Linked DNA regions of Homo sapiens: region 1 is linked to region 2. Evidence: read pairs that join two places in POLR2A ChIA-PET (ENCODE). Cell type or tissue: PC-9. All regions are shown on one strand. Each heading gives the region's core, and the rest is flanking DNA. Links, peaks and the distances in the headings are about the cores only.

The links. ChIA-PET counts read pairs that join two places held together with the same protein. Peaks named below come from ENCODE experiments on the same cell type or tissue, not always from the same donor. Only the 100,000 strongest peaks of a DNase experiment are listed, where the experiment ranks them.
Region 1: POLR2A ChIA-PET joins it to region 2 with 6 read pairs; 6 of 35 experiments call an interaction of 5 or more read pairs at or near these places.

Annotation. Positions count from the first base shown.
Region 1 is chr1:43,553,848-43,562,742 of GRCh38, reverse strand. It overlaps PTPRF (protein tyrosine phosphatase receptor type F), which reads right to left. Exons shown (of 34, transcript NM_002840.5): 5 at 8,802-8,895. Among named protein-coding and RNA genes, the nearest start is that of PTPRF, 27 kb to the right of the region's middle. RefSeq lists enhancers at 1,500-2,077, 4,390-4,967, 4,968-5,545. In PC-9, for the core only: a CTCF peak has its summit at 8,134; no DNase peak of the experiment used is centred there; H3K27ac peaks cover 924 bases.
Region 2 is chr1:43,443,825-43,447,286 of GRCh38, reverse strand. SZT2 (SZT2 subunit of KICSTOR complex) reads right to left here. Exons shown (of 72, transcript NM_001365999.1): 63 at 1,303-1,393; 64 at 1,028-1,108; 65 at 871-945; 66 at 119-332. Among named protein-coding and RNA genes, the nearest start is that of MIR6735, 3.0 kb to the left of the region's middle. In PC-9, for the core only: no CTCF peak of the experiment used is centred there; no DNase peak of the experiment used is centred there.

The sequences.
Region 1 (8,895 bases), core at 6,386-8,885, 110 kb before region 2:
TTTGATCACGTCATTGCTCTGATTAAAATTTGGCCAGGAGCAGTGGCTCATGCCTGTAATCCCAGCACTCTGGGAGGCCAAAACGGGCAAATCACTTGAGGTCAGGAGTTCAAGACCAGCCTGGCCAACATGTTTCGTGAAACCCCATCTCTACTAAAAATACAAAAAATTAGCCGGGCGTGGTGGTCCATGCCTGTAATCCCAAGCTATTCGGGAGGCTGAGACATGAGAATTGCTTCAACCCAGGAGGCAGAGGTTGCAGTGAGCCGAGATCACGCCACTGCACTCCAGCCTGGGTGGCAGAGTGAGACTCCGTTTCAAAAAAGTCCTCTCAGGGCCAGGCGCGGTGGCTCACGCCTATAATCCCAGCACTTTGGGAGGCTGAGGCGGGTGGATCATGAGGTCAGGAGGTCAAGACCATCCTGGCTAACACGGTGAAACCCCATCTCTACTAAAAATACAAAAAATTAGTCAGGTGTGGTGGCGCGTGCCTGTAGTCCCAGCTGCTCGGAAGGCTGAGGCAGGAGAATCATCTGAACCCGGGAGGCGGAAGTTGCAGTGAGCTGAGATTGTGCCACCGCACTCCAGTCTGGGCCACAGAGTCAGACACCATCTCAAAAAAAAAAACAAGTCCTCTCTCCCCAGCAAGCAAACCAGTAGGAGGGAGCACCTTACCAAGGATGGAGAATGTGCATGCACAGGGCATTTGGGCATTTAAACCGCCATCCTGGTGAGCCTGTTCCCAGAGCCATTGGCTCCACCGTGGTCATGAGGCTAGGGAACACGTACAGTGGGCCTTACAAGTACCTGTGAGTATAGGGGCAGGGGGGCAGGCTGGGCACAGGGGAAGTGCCCAGTGTCCATGGCTAACAGAAGAGGCAGGAGTACCACCTACTAAACAGGAGCACCCATTCGGAAGGGAATCCACTTGGGCGCCTCAAGGCAGATCACAGCTAATAAAAACAGGAGAACTTACTTAATACCTCTCCCATCCCCATCCCTGAGGCCTAGAACCTCCAGGAAATGATTGTAGAACCTCATGTCTGCGTGGATCTGAAATCTACTGCAGTCATGGGGGTGTAAGGACAGGTCACAGAGGACTACAGCAGCTGGACCAGGGGTATACAGGTCATGCCTCAGTTGCTAAGGGAGAGGTAGAAGCTGGCTTGGGTTCCAGGTTCTGGGGCCACTTCTACATCCTCTGTGCTGCAAATCAGGTAGTTGACAGCCCCAGCTTCTGCCAAAGCAGACTGTTACCCCAGACACACATGTAGACAATAGAAAGGGATCACATCTTGCCACTTGGGAAGCCATCTTGTGCCTGCAATAGCCCTTTACCCAACTCCCCAGCCATCAAAGTCAGGCCTGGGCCAAGTCATTCCACCATGGGTGGAAGGAATATACAGGTTTGGAGCAGGGAAGGAGGTGGAGCAGGGAGAGATGACTCCTTGAGAAAACACACATGTACCCATCTTGCAAATGTAAGCTCCCTCACCAGCTCTGCTCCAGTTCCAGCCCAGCCCAGGATACCTCAGGACAGGGTCATATGTCTATCATTGACCCTCTGTCTCTAGGGCTATTTCCAAAAGGACTGTGTTGTGGAGTGGTCAGGGGGTATATCAAGAGGTCCTTCGTCATCCCACGAGCCCCAAAGCCAGCCAGGGTCAGAGCTCCTGCAGAACCCAGAGGTCCAAGCCCAGTACAGCACTGATTAGCCCCCACCCTGGTCACTACTTCATGTGCCGGACAGCCCTTCCCCAGAGCCTGCTCCAAGGCTGGCAACACCAGGCACTCCATCGAGACACCTGGATTCCCTGGCCCGCATGGCATAGGTGGTATGGTGCTGGCTGGACACTGAGGCCAGGTGGGAACAGACAGAAGGGACTGTGGGCTTGGTGGGGTAGGGGAGGGAGAGGAAAGGGTCCCAAGACCTCCTGCAGGCAGGTCTGGGCAGGATCCCTATCTGGTGCACCCCACCTCCTGGCCTGGCTACAGAGGAGCTGCTGAGGTCGACCACAACAGGTGCTGAGAACAGCTCAGCCAGACCATTCTGGCCACATCCAACTCTGTCGAACTTCCTGGCGGACCAACAGCTCCAAACAGGGATCCTGCGGGGTCCCAGAGACAATGAGCCCAGACACAGCATCTCCGACCTCCTGCCAGTGCCAGACTGACCCCACCACACTTCAGCTCGGGCTGCTTGCTGCCCACTCCTGCTGCTGCCCACACAGGTTGTAAGGCACACACCACCTGCTGTCCACTCCCACCCCCACACACTCCCGAGGCACACCTACACACACAGCCTGCTGCACATCACCTGCTGTGCACTCCACACACATGCACATGCATTGTCTGACATCAACACACATACACTATGTGCTGCATGTACAAGCACACAGCCTGCTGCACACCACCTGCTGTATGCACCACACACATGGCCTGCTGCACAAATATAGTGCCTGTTGCGTGTGCGCATGTACACACACACACACTGCCTGCTGCACACACACACGGCCTGATGCATACAAACACACAGTCTGCTGCACACCACCTGCTGTACACACCACAGCCTGCTGCATGCACACAAATGCACTGCCCACTGCATGCCACCTATTGTACACACACACACACACACACTGCCTGCTGCACACCATCTGCTGTACATACCATGCACACTGCTTGCTGTACACCCCTGCAAACTACCCGCTGCGCACACACACACTGCCTGATACATACACAGCCTGCTACACACCACCTGCTGGACACACACACATAAACACACTGCCTGACACATACACACAGCTTGCTACACACCACCTGCTGTACACACGCGCGCACACACACACACAGCCTGATACATACATAGCCTGCTACACACCACCTGCTGCACACCCCACAAACTACTCGCTGCACATAAAGATGCACACACACACCACACACTGCCTGATAAACACACTGCCTGCTGCACACCACCTGCTGTACAAACACACACACACACACACAGAGCCTGATACATACACACAGCCTGCCGCACACCACCTGCTGTACACCACACAAAGTACTCGCCGCATGCTGCACATAAACACACACCACACCCCGCCTGATACATACACACACTGCCTGCTGCACACCACCTGCTGTACACACACACACGCCTGCTGCACACAGTCTACTGCACACCTACTGCACACCCTTGCTGCACATAAACACACACACACTACCCGATATAAACACAGGTAGCCTGCCGCACGGCACACCGCACACATATACTGCCTGATAACACACACACACACTGCCTACTGCCCACACACTGCCTGATGCATATGCCTTGCTGTATACATAGCCCATAAGGTACTCACTACCTGCTTACCACCACACCACGCACTGCCTGACGCACACACGTGCACACAAACACTGCGCGCTGCATACACAGCCCATACAGCATGCAGTGCCTCCTGCACACACTGCCCCTTCCCCACTGCCTGATGGTAACGTGTGCGCTGACCGCTGCACACCCCGTTCTGTGCGCACAGCTTGCAAGGCAGCACCCCTGCTGCACACACTGCACCACACACTTCACACAAACACTGCCTTAAACATGGCACACAGGGCACCCACACCACACGAACAGTGCACGTTATCTGCCCTATCAATGACCCCAAGACAAGTAATGCTACCTGTACTCAGAACCCTTGGAGCTAAGCCCCCCAGGAGAAGTCCAAAACAGCTCATCTCTGCTCCACAGCTTCTTTCTTCTCCCCGCCTCCTTGTCCCTCCCAGAACCTACCCAAAGTCATCAGTGCCCTCCCCACACCACTGAATGTCTGGCGGCCTCCTGGGCTTTCCCGGCCAGTCCTTCCAGGCCTGAAATCTGCGGCCCCAGGTGAATCCATGACTTACAGACTGAGCTCCAAGACCTTCACTGCCCCTCAACCTCCTGGAGGGAAAGGCCAGGAATCCAGGCCTGCCTCCCTCCCCTCCCCCAGGGCTCCCCCTCCCTGGTGAGGGAAAATGTCAGATTCCCTGTCTCAGTGGCGGCAGCGGGCGGGTTGGAGGGGGAGTGATTCAGCCGCCGCCTCAAGAGTGCGGAGCGAGAAGAGCTTTTCCTGCCATTACCCGGCGAGGGAGAGGCTGGCGCGCTAATGGCTTCAATTACCACTCAGACAGGAACGCTGGGCGGCGGGCCCCACGCTCATCACAGCCAGGACAGGCTCACCCCGGCCAGCTTGTGCTGGGCACCCCCACCTCGTATGCAGTCCTGGCGGGGGTGTCAAGGGGAGGCCACACTGGGAATAACAATCCTGCTCAGATGCGAGGTGCAAAGGGCACGGCTGTGGGGGATTTGGGGGGGCACTCCCACGGGCTGTGGTGGGAGTGGCCCTGGAGCCACAGCAGTTGGGCCTGGTGTGACATGAGGCAAAGGCAGAGGGCACAGAACAGACTGCAGGCCTGGACTCCTTTTTGGGGGCACACTGATCTTCACCTGAGCCAGTTCACCCCAGACAGCCCTCAGCCATTCTCCAAGGAGACCAGCTCACAGGGAGAGCTGTGTGCAACTCAGGAAGGACTCTTACTTCCCCGACCCCAACTAGCTCCATCCCCTCCCCAGCCCTCCTCGTACCCTGTGGTGGCCTCCCAAGAATGGCCCTGGCTCCTGCCGGCCCCACCCCAGAGCTCCAGTCCAAGTCCAACCATCCTTTCACCCAGTTCCTGCAGGCACCCAGCTTTCTTGATCCTCCTAGGAGGGAGGGGAGGGGTGGGGTGAGGCGGGGCAGGGGGCGGGTGTTCACCCTCTGGGCTGCTTCCCTCTGGCCCTCCTGCGGCACGCCTTTCTGTCAAGCCCAATGCTGGCCAAGGTTATACAGACCAGCAGGATAAGTCAGCATTTTGTCTTCCTGGTGCTATGTTTCAGAAGCAGGAGGGGCTCACTCAGGCCCACAGCTCCACACCCTTCCCCGGAGCATGGACAGGGTCTGGGTACTTGCGCCACACTCTCCCCAGCCTCATCAGACACTTCTCACACCCCAGAAGCGCAAACATATACTGCTGGCCCCTGGTAGAGAAACCAAACGGAGGCACCTCCTGCAGGTCCTCTTTTTTTTTTTTTTTTTTGAGATGGAGTCTCCTGTCGCCCAGGCTGGAGTGCAGTGGCGCAATCTCAGCTCACTGCAACCTCCTCCTCCTGGGTTCAAGCAATTCTCCTGCCTCAGCCTCCCAAGTAGCTGGGACTACAGGCGTGCGCCACCACGCCCAGTTAATTTTGTATTTTTTGGTAGAGATGGGGTTTTGCCATGTTGGCCAGGCTGGTCTCGAACTCCTGACCTCAAGTGATGTGCAGGCCTCTGCCTCCCAAAGTGCTGGGATTACAGGCGTGAGCCACCACACCCAGCCCCTCCTGTCAGTCTGAAGTCCGTCCTCCTCACCCCAGGCCTGAAAGACCACCTCCATCCTCCTCAACCCTTTGAAAGGTAAGGCTGCCCAGGGCAGTGGCAGAGGTAAGAGGGCTCCTGACCCAGGACCTGGGGCTTAGGCGCTTTTGAAGGACTCCTCTTTCAATACTAACAAGGAGGCCCTGTTCCCCAATCTGAGAGCCTGAAAAGAAGCCCTCTGGGGCCTCTGGTCCTTCAGCCACCTCCCAAATGCCAGGGCAGGGCAGATGGCTCCCTGCTAGGACAGCTGCCAATAGGAGGACTGGGCAGCATTGAAATACTTGCCCCCAGGTCACGAGTGGGGAAACAGGTCAGAAGTGGCAGGGAGGAGCCTGAGAACACTCAGCAATCAGTGATGCTGGCCCAGGGCCTGTTCTCTGAGTTCCTATTGCACAGGTATGTCCCCCCGTGGGAGCAGGCAGTGGAGCTGCATCACCCGGATGATGCCACGCAGCACGGAGGCCAACCACCTTCAGCTCACGTGGTGAGGCCTCAAGATGTACAGCTTCCAGCCCCACAGCAACCACCACCACACTCCTGGGAAGCGCTTCATACACAGCATTCAATCTTCCAAACCAGCTTGGGTGGTAGGCATTATATCCATTTACAGATGGAGCAAATGAGGGTCAGAGGCATAGTTACTAACCCAAAGACACACGAGAAGTGAGTGGTCCAGAGTCTTAACCACTGTCCTCTATGGCTCCTCTAAGCTTGTAGAGCCCACGGACTCATACAAGACACAGATGCAAAACAGTAACCGACACTGGACGCAGTGCCTCAGGCCTGTAATCCCAGCACTTTGGGAGGCCAAGGCGGGCGAGGTCAGGAGTTCGAGACCAGCCTGGCCAACATGGTGAAACCCCGTCTCTACTAAAAATACAAACATTAGCTGGGCGTGGTGGCACCTGCCAGTAGTCCCAGCTACTTGGGAGGCTGAGGCAGGACAATCACTTGAACTCGGGAGGTGGAGGTTGCAGTGAGCCGAGATCTCACCACTGCACTCCAGCCTGGCAACAGAGTGAGACTCTGTCTCAAACAAAACTAAAAAACCCCCCAAAACCAAACAACAACAACAACAACAAAAAGAGTAACTGAATGGAGATGTGTGTGTGAACAGATAAAGCCACAGCGTAAAAATGGCCAATGTGAAAACATGTGCAGCTGTTCTTGTAATCAAAGAAATGCAAATTAAATTGAGATGCCATTTTTTGCCTATTAACTTGGCAAAAAATATTTTTTTGAAGATATTTCCCAACAGTGGGGAAGATGTGCAGGAAAGAGGCCCTCTTCTGCCCTGCTTGGCAGGAGTATGAATTGACACAATCTTCTGGAAATATCAAAAGGCTTAAAAATGCATGTGCCCTTTGACTCAGCAATTCCACTTCCATGAACCTAGAATAAGGGAATAATCAGGAAGGTGAACACATCCATCTGCAACGACGTGTATGGCACCTTATTTATAGAAACGAAAAAACTGAGAACATATGTGTCCAACAATAAGGGAATGGCTAAATAAATTAGGGTACTTGCATGTGACAGCTTACCCATAGCCATTAAGGATAATGATACAGGCTGGACGTGGTGGCTCACGCCTGTAATCCCAGCACTTTGGGAGGCCAAGGTGGGCGGATCACGAGGTCAGGAGTTCCAGACCAGCCTGTTCAATATGGTGAAACCCCGTCTTTACTAAAAATACAAAAATTAGTCACGAGTGGTGGTGCGCACCTGTAGTCCCAGCTACTCGGGAGGCTGAGCCAGGAGAATCGCTTGAACCCAGGAGGCAGAGGCTGCAGTGAGCCAAGATGGCACCACGGGACTCCAGGCTGGGTGACAGAGCTAGACTCCGTCTCAAAAAAAAAAAAAAAAAAAAAGAATAATGATACAGAAGAATATTTAGTGGCAAGGAAGATGTTAGCCATATTTTTTTTTGTTTGTTTTTAAAGCAGTCTACAAATCATCGGACAGTATGTGGTCCCATTTCTGTTCACACACACACATATATATGTATGCACAGAAAATGGGCCACGAGTAAGTAACCAAATGTTATTACTAGAGGTAAACTGAGACATTTTAATTTTTTCCTCTGTGCTATTCTATACTTTCCAATTTTTCAAAAAGGAACAGGTATCGACATCACATTCTTAAAAAGAAAGCAACAATCGGCCCGGGTGCGGTGGCTCACACCTGTAATCCCAGCAGTTTGGGAGGCTGAGGCAGGCGGATCACCTGAGGTCAGGAGTTTGAGACCAGCCTGACCAACATGGTAAAACTCCATCTCTACTAATAATACAAAATTAGCCAGGCATGGTGGCGCATGCCTGTAATCCCAGCTACTTGGGAGGCCGGGCAGGAGAATCGCTTGAACCCGGGAGGCAGAGGTTGCAGTGAGCTGAGATCACACCATTGCACTCCAGCCTGGGCAACAAGAGTGAGACTGCATCTCAAAAAAAAAAAAAGAAAGAAAGAAAGAAAAGAAAAAAAAGCAAGCAACAATCGATGCTATATTTTGAAAACATAAACACATTCAGACTGATGAATCAGTTGTGGCTGGGGTCTGATCATGTCACCCCCGCCTTGTTTGTGGCTTCCTATGTCCCTAGGAGAGTGTTCATTTCTCAGCCAGATCCTGTGTAATCTGCCCTCCAAACCTCTCCAGACTCATGCTGAATTGCTTTCTCCTTCTTCCTGTGCTCTCTAGCTCCCCCTCTGCCCTCCAGAAAACCCAAATTGAACTACTCAGAGCTCTCTGAAAGCTCCATCCTCTCTTGCTTCTGGGCCTGGGCACCTGCCTAGCTGCCAACTGCCACCCCCAACTCCCACCTGTCCTCAAGACTTGGCTTAGACACAGCTTCCTCCTCCTCGGTGCTCAGAGGACTTCAAGGTGGTCCAGGGAGTGTTTGTGAATGAATGGAGAAGCCACCAAGTGAGAGAAGACACTAAAATCCACGGACAGAGCCCCAGCCCTCAGCTCACAGGGGCAACAAGGAACACACCTGCCTGACACCTACGGCCAGGCTCCACATGGAAATCCGGTTCACTGCCAAACAGCCACAGCCATAACCACGTAACCCAAGGGATACACAGCTGCAGCTCCACACCTCAAGTCAGACCCCAGACCCCACCCAACCAACGACCCGGCTCAGCAGGAGAATACAAAGGCATCATGCCCCACATGGCTGGCCTCAGCATAAGCCGCACAATCCAGGCCAGATCCAATGACTATCCCTGTCCACCACTGACTTTCACTGACCCCGAGGTGGCCAGTCCTCCTTTCTGCCAAATGCACATGGGCCCAGGACAGGATCAGGGCTGGCTGGCTCTTCCCACGCCTCAGCCCGGCAGCCCACCGTGCCACGTCTCCCTAGCACGTACCTTCGAGCACTGAGAGCTTGGCACTAGTGTTGATCTCACCCAGGCTGTTAGTAGCTGTACACTCATAGATGGCTTCATCTCGCTGCACCCGCAA
Region 2 (3,462 bases), core at 816-3,315:
ATGAGATGATTAACAACATGGGACCACTTGTCCAGGGAGGTGGTCCCACCAGCCCTGACCTGGAGGCACCTGTGGCCTGTTCTTTTTTGGGTTCACTGGCTTGCCCTTGGGCACTGACCTTGGTAAATGTGATTGCGGCCAAAGTGGGGTCCGTCAGGGTGGTGGGCCAGGAAGTGTCGCAGAAAGGTGGTGAGGTGGTAGCCGTGCCGCAGCACCAGATGGGCACCTAGCACGTGCTGATGCACGAGGCGCAGATGGAAGTCATAGCTGAACGAGTGCACGTGCATCAGGTCCCGCACCTTGTCACACTCCTCTGTGAACAGCATGGACAGCTGGGGAGGCAGCAGCAGGAGACAGGGTTAAGGTATGGCTGCACTGGCTGCCCAAAACACATTTCCCTCCTTCCGTGGGAAGAAGCACAAGATTTCCCCTGCTGCTGTGGCCTAGTGGAACGCCCTCTGCCAGAATGGTTTCTGTGGGAAGGCCTCCCCATTCTAGCCTCCCTTTTTCATACTGTATTGTAACTATCTCCATGAAACTAGGGCCATTTTCAGAAACTGGGCCATTTTGCTCTATCCCAGATTCCATCAGGGTCTGCCACAGACTCTAGATGACTACAGGCCAGACCAGGCACTGTGCTGCCTCAGGGCTACAGCTGAACACGCTTTGGATGACCGATGGGGTCAGCCTTGTAGTGAGTGCAGTCATGGCACCAGAATGAGCACTGACCTAGCCAGGCCATAGCAGTGAATCAATCACTGGGCCAGCCCGCCTACTGCATTACTCTACTGCCCAGCAAATGGGACATGGAGCCATGCTGCCCACAGCACACTGGGGTGCACTGACTGTGCCCGCAGCTCATTCACATACCTGTGAGTTGACAGCCTGCCCCATTGGGATTCGGGAACATTCCAGGGCAAACTGTTTGACACAGAAGTAACAGCCCTGGAGGGAAGGTGAAGATGAGATCAGGAAGGCGAGAGACAGGTGGGTCTGGCTGTCTCCACTCAGTGCTCCTCCTGCTTACCTGGAATGCCAGTTCCATGAGGATGATGCCCCCAGGCAGTGCCCGCTGCAGGTGGTAGGTGGTTACCGGAGAGCTAGTGCTCTGAAGAAACAAAAAAGGGGGCAAGGTTTGGGGGCTCACCAGCCTCGAATCAGTAGGGTGGAAGTCCCTTGGACCCTGACTTTAATGGTGTCAGTCTGGGATCAGTGACCTCGGTACATCACTCAGGGTCAATGACCTCAGGCCGTGGGAAAGTAATTTAGCATCAGTAACTTTACCATTATATGACAAGTTACCTTGGGGCTCCCATCAGTCTTGGTTTTAGGGCAGGAGAAGGAGCCTCGACCCTCTGTTCCAAGGATAGCCATGGCCCGTGGCCGGCTGGTGCTATAGAAAAGGAGGAGGGATAAGAGGATGAGGCAGGCTAGTGGCATGCAGTCATGGTGATCAGACCCAGAATCTGTTTTATATGGAATCATTTTGCAAGGGAGGAAACAGACCCACAAAGCTGCCACTGTGAGTGGCAAGGCTGGGCTTGGAGTCCAGGTCTAGACTGCAAGGCTGGGCTCTCTCCATAGCAGCTGCTGCTTCAAGGGAGGCAAAAACAGTGCTCAGTGGGGAGGTGGAGACTAAGCCTCTGCTACTGAGAGGGTGTGTGCTGGGCAGGAAAGAGAAGGGGGAAGGTGATGCCTGTCTACAATTTGATTAGGAAAATTCAAGGAGATGCTTGATGCCTGGTTAGGTACCTTCCTCTGAAAGGGCAAAGCTGCTGTCTTTTGATTGGGGGGGATGGCAGTTCCAGGCTTTCAGAGGCCTACTGCTCGTTACAGTTTAGTGCAGAGGATAGGGGAGAAGGGAAGCAGGGGAGGGACTGGGAAGAAGGGACAGAACAGAAGGGGTTGGGGGGACCCACTCACGCCAAGGGGCTATAAACTGCCAGAATTCTTGCTGGGGGTCAAAACCTCTGGTGGAAAAAATGTCCCATTTAAACCTCAAGGAAACTGGGACAAGACTTAGTGATTGGTGATTGTTAAAGATTGGTGGGAAGGGAAGACCTGGCTTTAAATTTTGCTGTAGAAACATTTTTTTTTTTAACCCAGTGTCTAAAGGAATTCAGATTTGGGGGAAAGAGCATAACTTATGGCAAGTGTGCAAACTAAAGTCCTTTAGAGAAGCTCCTAGAGCTGGGAACTGGCTGTCAAGATAGCAAGCTGGGCAGCTCCTCCCCAGGGTAGGAGGGGCCAGCCTGGCCTCTGAGATGGGATCACAGGAGGGGCAGGCACGCCTTCTCTTCCTAATGCCTGGAAGAGAGGGAAACCTGGGGAGTGGGGAGCTGGTCACAGAAACATGAGAGAGTTGGAACTGGCATTTCTGGACTACTGGCTTGAAAAGGTTCTAACTGAAAACAGAGAGGAGGGAGAACATGCCTTGATAAACTCACAAATCTGGAGACACGAAAGTAGCTATGTGTAAGGTGAACAGCTCATTTTTCGCATACAGCCACTGGGAAAGGGCAGAGAACACAGAATCTGGAGAGGAACATAGAGCAGGGGCCACAAACACGGGAATCTGAGATTTGACAGTGGATGAAAAGGTGGCTGCAGAGTTGTCCCTGAGCTCAGGGGAGATGGAGGTGGCAACAGACGGGCTGCCTACTTCCCAAGACTCAGACCTGTCAGTACTGGCCAGTGGGTGAACATGACCAAGAACAGGCCAAGGACAGTGATGCAAGTAGGCCTAGCACAGAGGTCCTTGGTGAGAAAAGGACTTCCCTGGGCCGAGAACTACATCAAATCTCAGGAGAGGTCAGTGGGATGATAAGGACAGGAATCATTAAGTCCTAGATCCAGAGGCTTAGGAGCATGTACAAGATTCACATGTGCAGGCCGGGCGTGATGGCTCACACCTATAATCCTAGCACTTTGGGAGGCTGAGGTGGGCGGACTACCTGAGTTGAGGAGTTCAAGACCAGTCTAGGCAACATGGTGATACCCCATCTCTACTAAAATACAAAAAATTAGCCAAGCAGGGTGGCGTGCACCTGTAATCCCAGCTACTTGGGAGACTGAGGCACAAGAATTGCTCGAACCCAGGAGGTGGAGGTTGCAGTGAGCCGAGATCGCGCCACTGCACTCCAGCCTAGGCGACACAGTGAGATTCCATCTCCAAAAAAATTCACATGTGGGGATGTATGCAAGTGTGTAAGTGTACAAGATGTGTGTGGGCATGAGCTTTGTGAAAATGGACACAGTTTTGTATGAGTGTCATCATGAGTTCCATAAAGCATACAAGGTCTGCAGGACACGCATGAGGGCTGTGTGAAAGTATCTGAGACCCTCACATGAGTGCAAGCCTGGTGGGATAAACATGCACAGGCCCAGCCCAAATTGTCAACATAGGACCTTGTAAAGAGAGGAAGGGCCTGTGGGGCCTCACTTGCAGTGCAGGAGGAGAAG